4 separate regions of the Homo sapiens genome follow, and all the other regions are linked to region 1. The links are chromatin contacts, found by Hi-C in ENCODE. All regions are on one chromosome and are shown on one strand. The core of a region is the stretch at or near the end of the contact, and the rest is flanking DNA. Distances in the headings are between cores, read along the strand shown.

What was found. A loop is a pair of places that touch in the nucleus more often than their neighbours do. Pooled maps may share reads with other maps.
Region 2: a loop to region 1 is called in a map with no recorded cell type, with 3 times the contacts of the local background. The contact joins two enhancer-like sites. A Hi-C loop is called at or near these places in 4 of 37 single-sample maps with no recorded cell type and 1 of 50 pooled maps.
Region 3: a loop to region 1 is called in a map with no recorded cell type, with 3 times the contacts of the local background. The contact joins two enhancer-like sites. A Hi-C loop is called at or near these places in 3 of 37 single-sample maps with no recorded cell type and 2 of 50 pooled maps.
Region 4: a loop to region 1 is called in a pooled map, with 2.7 times the contacts of the local background. The contact joins two enhancer-like sites. A Hi-C loop is called at or near these places in 2 of 37 single-sample maps with no recorded cell type and 2 of 50 pooled maps.

Annotation. Positions count from the first base shown.
Region 1 is chr12:105,356,772-105,359,471 of GRCh38, reverse strand. The region is part of intron 2 of C12orf75 (chromosome 12 open reading frame 75); the gene reads right to left. Among named protein-coding and RNA genes, the nearest start is that of C12orf75, 27 kb to the right of the region's middle. RefSeq lists a silencer at 1,767-1,836. Within about 2 kb of position 1,396, at least 3 of the 41 ENCODE cell types and tissues checked have a DNase peak (open chromatin) inside an H3K27ac peak, as active enhancers do.
Region 2 is chr12:104,739,523-104,742,222 of GRCh38, reverse strand. The region is part of intron 2 of CHST11 (carbohydrate sulfotransferase 11); the gene reads right to left. Among named protein-coding and RNA genes, the nearest start is that of MIR3922, 150 kb to the right of the region's middle. RefSeq lists an enhancer at 1,181-1,230. Within about 2 kb of position 1,367, at least 11 of the 41 ENCODE cell types and tissues checked have a DNase peak (open chromatin) inside an H3K27ac peak, as active enhancers do.
Region 3 is chr12:104,694,425-104,697,124 of GRCh38, reverse strand. All of the region lies in intron 2 of CHST11 (carbohydrate sulfotransferase 11), which reads right to left. Among named protein-coding and RNA genes, the nearest start is that of MIR3922, 100 kb to the right of the region's middle. RefSeq lists an enhancer at 1,264-1,403. Within about 2 kb of position 1,349, at least 8 of the 41 ENCODE cell types and tissues checked have a DNase peak (open chromatin) inside an H3K27ac peak, as active enhancers do.
Region 4 is chr12:104,670,392-104,673,091 of GRCh38, reverse strand. The region is part of intron 2 of CHST11 (carbohydrate sulfotransferase 11); the gene reads right to left. Among named protein-coding and RNA genes, the nearest start is that of MIR3922, 80 kb to the right of the region's middle. RefSeq lists an enhancer at 1,077-1,681. Within about 2 kb of position 1,296, at least 31 of the 41 ENCODE cell types and tissues checked have a DNase peak (open chromatin) inside an H3K27ac peak, as active enhancers do.

The DNA of each region.
Region 1 (2,700 bases), core at 147-2,646:
AAATAATAGCCTCCTGGGGTGGAGGGCACAATTCAGGAAGCAATGCCCAGACGCCCACAAGCCAACGCACTAAAAACTGGAAAATGGGAGAGAAGCAACTTAGGGGCAACAAGAGTACCCCTTAATCTACTATAAATGGGGAAGAAACCTTGAAGATAAGGCTTATACCAAGAGAACCAAAATGCAGAGTTAGAGGAGATAAGGGATCAGGTGCCATAAACCAAATCACCTAAAAATAAAAAGTAAAAGGTGAATTCTACCAGTTTGCCTCCCACCACTTCTGGCCTGGCCCCAAGCATTGAAGCTTATCACGACTTCTTCAATTTCACAACCATGGAGTCAAACGTTGGTGCCGACGCAGGGGAAGAGAAACTAGCCCAAATTACCAAGGGATCAAGGGAAATCTGGAAATAAGTACGTGGCACATCAAGACAAATCCTGCTCTTGCTAGGGGAGCTATGCTAGACATTAAGTCCATTAGAGAAGTGAAAGGGGAAGGAAGACCCAAGGGAAGGGACTGGAACCAAGTGCTGGGGTTTGGTCGAAACATCATCCGCTTTACAGCTGTGCCCAGAGCCAATCTTAGAAGGAAGACTGACTTCTGGAGTCCAAAGAGTGCTGGAGGAAGCCAGTACTAAAGGATTTACATTAATTTACTGAGCAGTGATTCCATTTTCTAGTTGCACACGAGCCACTACTCTAAAGAATAAACTTGTGTAATAAGCTTGTTTTTCCAGGGTAAGCATGACTGAAAACCTATCGGTAAATTGCTTTCTCTGGTATCAAGACAATGTTTTGTTTCTCCTCATCTATACCATTTGAAAAATTTGTGGAAAGTAATGCAACATTTGAAAAAATGTAAGACTGAAATATTTTTTAATCATAACCTCAAATACCATCTTATCAGGAAAACCCTGTATTTATTTATTATTATTGTTTTGGTTTTTTTCTGAGACAGGGTCTTGCTCCATAGCCTAGGCTGGAGAGCAGTGGCACAATCATAGCTCACTGTAGCCTCAACCTCTCAGGCTCAAGCGATGCTCCCATCTCGGCCTCCCTAGCAGCTGGCACCACAGGCGCACACCCCGCACCTGGCTAACATATATGTTTTTTGGTTTTGTAGAGATGGAGTCTCACTATGTTGCCTAGACTGGTCTCGAACTCCTCAGCTCAAGTGATCCTCCCACCTTAGCCTCCTGAGTGGCTGGGACTACAAACACGTGCCACCATGCCCAGCTATAAAACCTTTTAAACCACAGGAACGTTCCCTAAGAACCATAGAACATGTATTCACCAATTTGGACCAGGTTTAAAAAATACACTGAGCCCAGCGCAGTGACTCACATCTGTAATCTCAGCAATTCAGGCAGCCAAGGCAGACAGATATCTTGAGCCCAGGAGTTCAAGATCAGCTGGGGCAACAAAGGGAGACCCTGTTTCTTCAAAAAATACAAAATAAAATAGCCAAGCATGCTGGCTTGCACCTGTAGTCCCAGCTACTCAGGAGGCTGAAATGGGAAGACTGCCTGAGCCTGGGAGGTCGAGGTTACAGTGAGTCATGATCGCACCACTGCACTCCAGCCTGGGCAACAGAGCAAGACCCTGTGTCTGTCTGTCTGTCTGTCTGTCTCTCTCTCTCTCCTCTCTCTCTCTCTCTCTCTCTCACACACACACACACACACACACACACACAGAAAATACATTGGGCATTCAACTAAAATCAGGTCTCCTTTTGTTAGCAAAAAAATGTAGCTTCTTTTATCAAAGAACAGGTGATCAAGGAGAAAGAATGAGTCGAGGTTCAAGCCACCCGTTGAGTATCATAATCATCTCCTAGCCTAAGGTCACACACTTACAGGGCTCTGAGTCAGACTTTCAGTCATAGCATTAATAAAACTGTTTGCAGAAACAAGTGTTATTCAAGGTGACCCCCGTAACTCATATTCTCCCCACTTTCAACGTCTTTTGGGATTGTTGAAAAGATAAATCCTCAGTTGATGGTTTAAACATGACTCACTCTTGTAGAGTAAGATACTGTTTAGTGATATGTACCTTATCAAAGTTGGCTTGACACTCGGCATGCAAGAAAAAGAAAGAAGAAAAGAAAAAAAAGCAACTGACCAAAGGCAACCACTGCAACTAAGATTACAGATGGATGGCTTCGGGTTTCCTCTGTCTCAGAGTTTCTATTAATTCCACTTCTAGCTCACTTCCTGTGAACTTACTAAAACCAGCCAGGTGCTCTTCTTACCCTTCTCAGGGTGAATAGCAGTGCTGATCCAGATTCTCTAGGTAGTTATGCATCCTTCTGTTTTATACTAGGGTCACAGACTTTTTCTGAATGAACTGGAGACATTGAATGTCTCTCTAATCATAAATAAGCTCTGTCTTCTTGTAGGTCGGGGTTCTGGAAGGTGGGCTGCCTCCAAAACGACCATGTCTCTGTGGCTGCTCTTTGGGGTGGGTGGGCTTTCGCCTACCTGGCCTTTTTTTAAATTAATGTATTTTTTGCATGCCTATTTAAAACCAAATATCTGCATGGAACACCTCAACCTTACAATCATTTTAAATTACTATGATTTATCTTACCAATAACTATCACTTTCATTAAGTGAAACCTTATTCAAAGTTAATACATAAAATATGAATCTTTTTCTTCCTCAGTAATATATGGTAGTCAAAATCTTTCATCATTACATT
Region 2 (2,700 bases), core at 118-2,617, 620 kb after region 1:
ATATTCTACTTCTATTTTGGCCTAATCACTTGAGCCCTTCAGGCCTTAGTTTCCTCATCTGCAAAATGGGGACAACAATAAAGTCTACTTCTCAGGGTCATTTTGAGGATTAGATGAGAGCCCACAAGGAAAGCACATAGCATGGTACCTGGCACATAGTAGGCACTCAGGAAGTAGCTACTGTAAACCTTACAGAGGGTGGTTTCCCAAGTGCCGGGGGCAGGATAGCAGGAATGTTGCTTTGCCTTTCACCTGACAGCATTTCTCAATGTTCAGTGTATGTAAGAATCACAGCGGGAATCTGATGCAATGCGGGTTCCCAGACACCACCCTGAGTAATTCTGGTTCAGTGGGTCGGGCTGTCCTGGGAACCTGCTCTTGATCGCTGCCCCGTGATGATTCTATCAGGCCAATTCTGAGGCTGGTGGTCTCTGTTTCACTTTGAGAACTGATGATTGAGCGTCGCTTTTACATGAGCGGGTTCTGCAGTGAACGCCAAACACATTTGTCATCTGTGCAAAATGCCTGGCTCATGGCGACTTAATATCTCACTGACACAGAAGACCGATAGAGGCAATTGGCGGCAACTTAGATTGGCAGCTGTTAAGCAAATTGGAGGTCTGAAGAGCAATTTTCTGGCAATATCAAGATTAGCTATTAATATGTATTAACAGACTGTAAAGGATTCATGGAATTTCACAGTAACTGAACTATGAATTGAGAGGCACCCAAAGAGGTCCATTTATTTCTTAGTCAAGCAGCATGTTTTAACAATACCCGATTTCTCCATTGTTCCAAAGGCACGCATGAGCCATGCTCTGGGCCTTTCGTTTCTGCATGTTGCATGCTTCCAGTGAGAGGAAGGCTGGTCCTCCCCCAAGAGAGAGGTGGAGCTAGTTCTGCAGATGGGGCTCCAAAGCCCTCCTCCTACCCCTGCCTGGAAGACACCCTCGTTCTCTCCCCAGTAACCACCACCACCAAGCCTGGGGCCCCAACGGAGCCATTTCCACCACCTTTACCTTCACCCCTTTGCCTCAACCTGCTCCATCCTGATCATAGTTAATGTCACTATGAACAATGTGAGCTCAACTCATGCCCTCCCTCCAGGGCAGCTGGGATAAGGCCCAGGTATCTCAGTGTCCCAGGCACTTGGTGCCCAATACTTGCAGAATTCAGAAAAGGGTGATTAGCTTTGTGGCAACACATGAACATCTTTGCAGAGTACTAAGAAGATTTTGTTTATCACTTCACTGCCTTTTTCCTCTTTCAAGAAGGACGGCCCATTCTCAATCATAGTGAAAGTGGAACAGGAAGACCATCGTGGAGTGCTAGAGGGACAAGCACGTCTAAATCCATCCATCTGCTGTTCACTGAGGAAGTCAGACATCTCTGCGGCTTCTTAGGCCATGGCCGAGGACATGAAGATACAGATATCCAGGAACAGAGTCACACACAATGGCAGGGACACAGACCCGGGGCCCAGAGGTGAATAAGACACCCTCAATTGCATGACATCAGAGGTATTAATATTCTTCTGCCTGTAGAGCTTTCAAATAATTTTGCATCTCAGAGTCCTTAGAACCCAGAACTTCAGAGTTACAAAATACCTTTGTGATTATCTGATACCACCCTCTGATTTTCAGATGGCAAAACTGAGGCCCAGAGATGAGAGCTCATCCACCCACTCCCAGAAAGCAGCAGAGCAAAGACTGGAACCCAAATATGCCTTTTTGTTGTGCTGCTGGACAGCAGAGCAAAAAGAGGGATTTTCTCCTTCTATCCACCCAGCAGCCCTTGTTGGAGGTGCAGGGATGGATTCCAGGGCAGAGTGAGAGGGCAGGGAGTGTCATCTGTGTGGTGCCATAACATTCCTATGAAATAGAAAAACCATCTTTGCTACCTTCCATCAACCTCAGAGGAGTATTTTGACAACACATGTAGATTTATGATCAATGGAAATTATAAAACTAAAAAGAAGTGAGTGACCCATTTTATTATCCAGAATAGGGAACGTGGGATAGGTCCCCCTGGGCTGGCCTGATTTCAGAGCTCATTAAAGAAAAGTGAGGCAAGAACTGGGAAAAGTCTTTGCATTTTTTTCTTTAAAGGCCAGTGACCCTACTAAAACTAAGTGGTAGAAACTAAATACATTGATTTCAGGATACAATTTTTACAGAAAATCAGTGTCTCCCTGATCTCATTCAATAAATACTGAACAAAAATGGAGAGTATTTGCTTTGATGGAACAAAGGTTTACTCTCCCTAGGATGTCTGGAACTCTGCGGAGATGAGCAAGCTCATCAGCACAGGCTGGAGATCAGACTCTGGAGTCAGGCAGACCAATCTGGATGTAAAATTTGGCAATGGCCCTGACCAGCCCCATGATCTGGGGTCAGTAAGATTCACTCTCCTGGCCTCAGTCTCCTCATCAGTAAAGTGGGAGCTGAGAGAGCACAAACCTCACTGGCTCTTATGAGGTTTAAAGGGATGAAGTCTGCAAAGAACTTACTGTGTCACTTGACCCACAGCTGCTCTTAAGGGACAAGCAATTAATATTCACAGTTAAAAGTTTTTTCTCATGAAAAAAATAGAGTTCTTTACTATGTGGCTGTTTCCATCAAGGGGCAGCAGAGCAGAGTGGTTCAGAACACAGGCTCTGCAGCCAGACAGCCTGGGCTTAAAATCCGGCTCTAGTACTTA
Region 3 (2,700 bases), core at 100-2,599, 660 kb after region 1:
GGACACACTTATACTTGTGCATCTGAAGGCAGACATGCACCAGGATGCTTTGATCAATGTTATTCATAATGATAAAAAAATGGAAGCAATTTATCTGTCTACCTATAGGTAGATACATAAATAGAATGCAATATAATCATATGATGGAACATGATACAGTAATTGGAACAGACTGAGGGATCCACAGGGCTGGACATCAAAACACATAGTTGTACAGAACAGGCAAATTGAAGAGTAATATATTCAGTATGATAGCACCTACATAAATTATGAAAACATAAACCTGTGTTGCATATTGTATCTGGGTCCAGATATAGGAGTCACAGTATAAAACAAACACTGGAATTTATATTGTAAATTCATAAGAGGTTGAGAGGCAGGGATGAAGGGGAGAAGAGGAGATTCAAAAGAGATTTCTACCTTGGTGATGGTTTGTTTATTTTATTTTATTCTTTTTTTGAGACCGAGTCTCACTCTGTTGCTCAGGCTGGAGTGCAGTACCGTGATCTCGGCTCACTTCAACCTCTGCCTTCCCGGTTCAAGCAATTCTCCTGCCTCAGCCTCCCATGTAGCTGGGAGTACAGGTGTACAGGTGTGCACCACCACGCCCAGCTATGTTTTTTTTTTTTTTTTTTTTTTTTTGTATTTTTAGCAGAGTCGGGGTTTCACCATGTTGGCCAGGCTGGTCTTGAATTCCTGACCTCAAGTAATCCGCCCGCCTCAGCCTCCCAAAGTGCTGCGATTACAGGCGTGAGCCACCGTGCCTGACCCTGATGGTTTATTTCTATTATATAGGCAGATCTATAAAAGATCTGAAGCAAATATGCCACAATGTTACATTTGTGAATTCAGGATGGTGAGTAAAAAGTGTTTATTATATCATCTGCTGCACTTTATCTTCAAAAATTTCCCAAGTAGACAAAAGGAAAAAAGAAAAAAGGTAGGGTGGGTGGGAGCCAAACAGAAGGCTTGGAAACCATTTCTGTGCTCTTTGCACAGCAAAGGGAGCATGCAGATGGCGAGTTAACATACCTAGGAGGCTCCCCTGGGGTTTAATGTTGCATTGTGTACCCTCAGAACGACTGCTCAGCAAAGGCAAAATAAACACATTTCCTGTGCTTCCCTTTCTCAGCTCCGCAGCCCTGCCAAAGTGGGGGTGGGAGGGTCACATCATTTATTTACACAAGGTCCTCTTTATATGGACACCTCCAATAACGTTATTCATCGGGTTGGCTCCTCCAGGGCTGCCCCACTGTTCCCAGCAGGCCAGGAGTGTGACTTCACGGTGAAGCGTCACGTCCAAGTTACTCTGTACGTGGCAATGCCAGCTACCCACAAGAAAGGAGGGCTGTGAAGGGGGAGCTGGGGCCGCTTCTGGGTAATGGATTTCCCCCGCCCCCATTTCTGGCAAAGAGCTCTGTGGTCACAGAATTAAAAAAATCTATCAATTGTAAGCTAAGGCACATGCTGGGTGGAAGTGAGAGTGAGGGAACCTATTCTTATCACTAGCTCTGAGGTAAGATAGAAATGTCTGGAAGCTCCCCGCTTGCAGCTGGGAACTGTGCCTTAGTCATCTTTATGTTTCCATGGCTTTGCACAAAGTAGGTGCTCAGGAAATGCTTGTTCAATAAGCAAACCACAAGGACACATACACACACACACACACACACACACACACTCATTGTGTTGTGAATTGTGTTTTCATGAGTTTTCTTTCTCTTCACAGACAGTGTCATCTAATGGTTAAGGATGTTGATTCTGGAACCAAACTGCCTAATTCTAGGAACAGACACAAAACCTCTACCTCAGTGCCTTCAAACTATCAGGCCTTGGAGGGGGCTGAGCTGAGGCCCTCCCCACAATAGCTGGCACATAAGGAGCATTCGAGGAATGTTGGCAATTTCCAAATTTAGTCTCAGGGCAAGCCAGTTGGGAAGGCAACACCATGTCCATCTTACAGATGGGACAGCTGAGGCTCAAAGAAATCCTGTTGCTTGTGAAAGGCCACACGTGTTCCTGCCAAATGATGATGCCAGGATCTGAAGGCAGGGTGTCAAGCTTCGGAGAACCCCCCAGCATCCCCTGTGGCTCCATTTCTCAACAGCTGACTCAAGGACCAACAGATCTTTCTTGGCTGCTGTGTTTTCTACCCAGCAAAGGGTCCGGTGGGAACCCCCTCAGCCAAATGGGAGCCACTGACTTCTGTGGGGCCCAGAATCTGACTCAGGCCCAGGGAAATCTGATTCCCACGTCAAAGCTCAGGACTCGGAGCTGCACTGGTTCCGAACACAGAGCAGGCATAAAGTTCTGATGCCAGAAGAAGGCAGGAAACTCCAACGAGCTTTAATCACTCTCCCATCACGAACAGCTCTAGTGACAGCTTGGCCTTTCTATCCCAGGAGTTCAAAGAGTTTCCATCGTTCATTCTCACAAAGGCCCATGTCCCCTCTGCCTCGTTCCTGCTTCACTTTATTGAAGTAACTGTGACCCCAGATAGAATCCTGGCAGGTGACCCAGGTGAAGTCACCCGCTTCGTTAAACTCATTCCCTCCACTAATGCAGCGTCAAAACAGGGGGCTGTGCTCTTGACCACACCCAGGTTTTTTAAGAAAATGACCACAAAAACAAAACAAAACCAAAAAACACATTCAAAAAACATTTTTTTCAAAAGTGGCATCTTGGCCACCTTTGAACTCCGGG
Region 4 (2,700 bases), core at 47-2,546, 690 kb after region 1:
GATGGGGCCCCAAGCCAAGGAGTTTGGCAACTGGGAGAGGCAAATAATAAATCTTCCCTTAGAGTCTCCAGAGGGAGTACAGCTTTGCTGACACCTTGATTTTGGACTTCTGGCCTCCAGAACTGGGAAAGAATACATTTCTGTTGTTTTAAGCCACCTGGTCTGTGGTGATTCATTATGGCAGCCTCAGAAATGGTGGGGCAGGTATGGCCAAGCATCAGGGTTTCAGAGTAATCCTCACGCCTGGGTGTCTGAGTGGTGGCAGCAGGAGAACAGAGGTGCCATGCGGGAGGCATGTGAAATCTGGGGGAGGCTCTTGGCTTGGAAAGTGTAGGAGGGAGAGTCACAGTCAGAATCACGAGCCAGTTTTCCAGCCAAGAAGGCTGCCCAGCAGAGCATACGCTTGTTGCCATGCACTGAGCTGCCCGTCATGGTGAGTAATCTTGCCCCATTGGGAGGTTACTCCTCCCGAGGTCCCTTTGGAGGTGGTGAAGCCAACCATCCTCACATGTTCTATTCCTGAAAGAGGCCAGGGCCAGGCCAGCTTCCAGCTCTCAGAAACACCTGCTCGTGGAATCAATGGCCACAAGGCATGGGATAGCTGATAAAGGGGTTTTCCTTCAAAGTTTTTCATTCTCTGCAGTATTTTGGCAGAATTTGCCAGAAAGCAGAAAGCAATGGTCTCTTTATTCTCCATTTCTGGAGCTATCTGCTCCTTTCGCCCCTCTCTGCAAAGACACTTGCCACAAGACAGCTGGACAGCCGGGCCCCTAATGGAGTCCTGCACACACATCACTCACACGAGCCATTACTCCGCAAGCCAGAGCTGACCTTGGGGAGAGAGGGACAATCCCCTCTCTCCCACACGGTCCACCCCCCTGTGCAGGCCAGACAGGTCTCAGGGAGGTAGGTTTCCAGAAAACGCGCTTCCCTGACATTCCTGGGCATTTTCATTGTCAGGGATGGAGAACTCGAGCTACCCAAATTGTATCAAAACATCTGAAGTCAGAGCAGAAATCTTAATGCTCCTTCCTCCAGGGCTGATCATTACAATATTCCTTAATGGGTAGGACATGGTCACTGACGGGTCAGAAGGAATGCTGCCTGGGAACTGTGCCAAGGCCTCCTGCCAAGTGCCAGTTTTGCCCCATCCCCCAACCACACCCCAGTTATGGAGAGGAAACTGATGAGTCACTGGCCGATTTGCTAACTTCAGTGTCCCAATGCCACACGCCTACAAGGTGACAAAGGGGGTTTCCATTTGGCTGTTGAAAGCCTCTTCTCACATTATGCAAGAAGAGGGCTGGGGGCGGGGAGGAGAGAGAGACAGAGAGAGAGAGAAAAAGAGAGAGAAAGATAGAGATTGGGTAAAATGTCTAAAATTCAAATCATAAGTTCAAGGGGGACTTTCTGTAAGTAAAGGAATCTTTGGTGAATAAAGTATCACCTCACTTTAAACAGTGGCTTTGCTCACACTGTAGGCGTTCTCTAGGCTGCCTGAGATAACTGTCCTGGCCCGTTTGCTGCGAAACCTGTGGGGGAAGCGACAGGACTTCCTAGACCGATCACAGTGCAGTGGGCTAAGAGCTTCCATGATCAAAACCATGATCGCGCTGGTAACAGTAATGATCAGTAGACAGGCATTCCAAGCACTTGATGTGGCTCTCCTCATCGAATATTCTTAACAACCCTAAGAATCAGGGCAAATACTGACCCCACTCTGCAAATGGGGAAATGAAGGCACAGCAAAACCAAATAACTTGCAGAGCCAAGATTTCAACCAAGCAGCCCTGCTCCAGGCTTTTCCCTACCACCCACACCCCATGCTTAGGATCACGGGCGCAGCAAGAAGCCGTGTCCAGTCAGACTGGAGATCACAAGAGGCTTTGCGGAGGAGGGTGTGCCCATGGCCAGCAGACTAGCTGTCAGCTAAAAGGAAAAGGTCATCTGCTCCCACCCCGTGTTAATGAGAAAAGCTAAAACTAGCCATTCTCTACCATCTCATCTCCAGTATTCCAATCTGGTGATTATGTTTTCAGCTCTGAACATGATCTTAGGGCTTCTCACCTGCCCAACACCCTCAGAAGGCAGGGCAGGAAATCCATATGTGGGAAATCAAAGAAACTGAAAAGGCAGAAGCAGAAACACAAAGCTGGAAAAGAGTGTGTGTGTGAGTGTGCATGTATGTGCATGTATGTATGTGTGTGTTTCTGTTGGTGTATATGTATAGGTGTGGGGGGTATGTGTGGGAGTGTGTGTGAGAATGTATGTGTGGGTGTGTGTTTATGTGGGGTGTGTGTGAGAGTGTATGTGTGGGTGTGTATTGGTTTGTGTATGTGAGGGGTATGTGTGGGAGTGTGTGTGTATATGTGGTGTGTATGTATGATGTGTGTGTATGCAGGGGTATGTGTGAGAGTATATTTGTGTGTGTGTGGGTATGTGTGGGAGAGTGTGCATGAGTGTGAGTGCGTGTGTATGGATGTGTTTGTGTGGGAGTGTGTGTATGAGTGTGAGTGCATGTGTGGGTGTGTATGTGTGGGAGTGTGTGTGTAAGTGTGAGTGCATGTGTGTATGGATGTGTTTGTGTGAGTGTGTATGAGTGTGAGTGTGTGTGTGTGTGGGTCTGAACATATGCACTTGCACATGTGTATATGCTCCATGAAGGAGGCTATGTTGGGGGTGGGTGGAGGAAATGGAGGC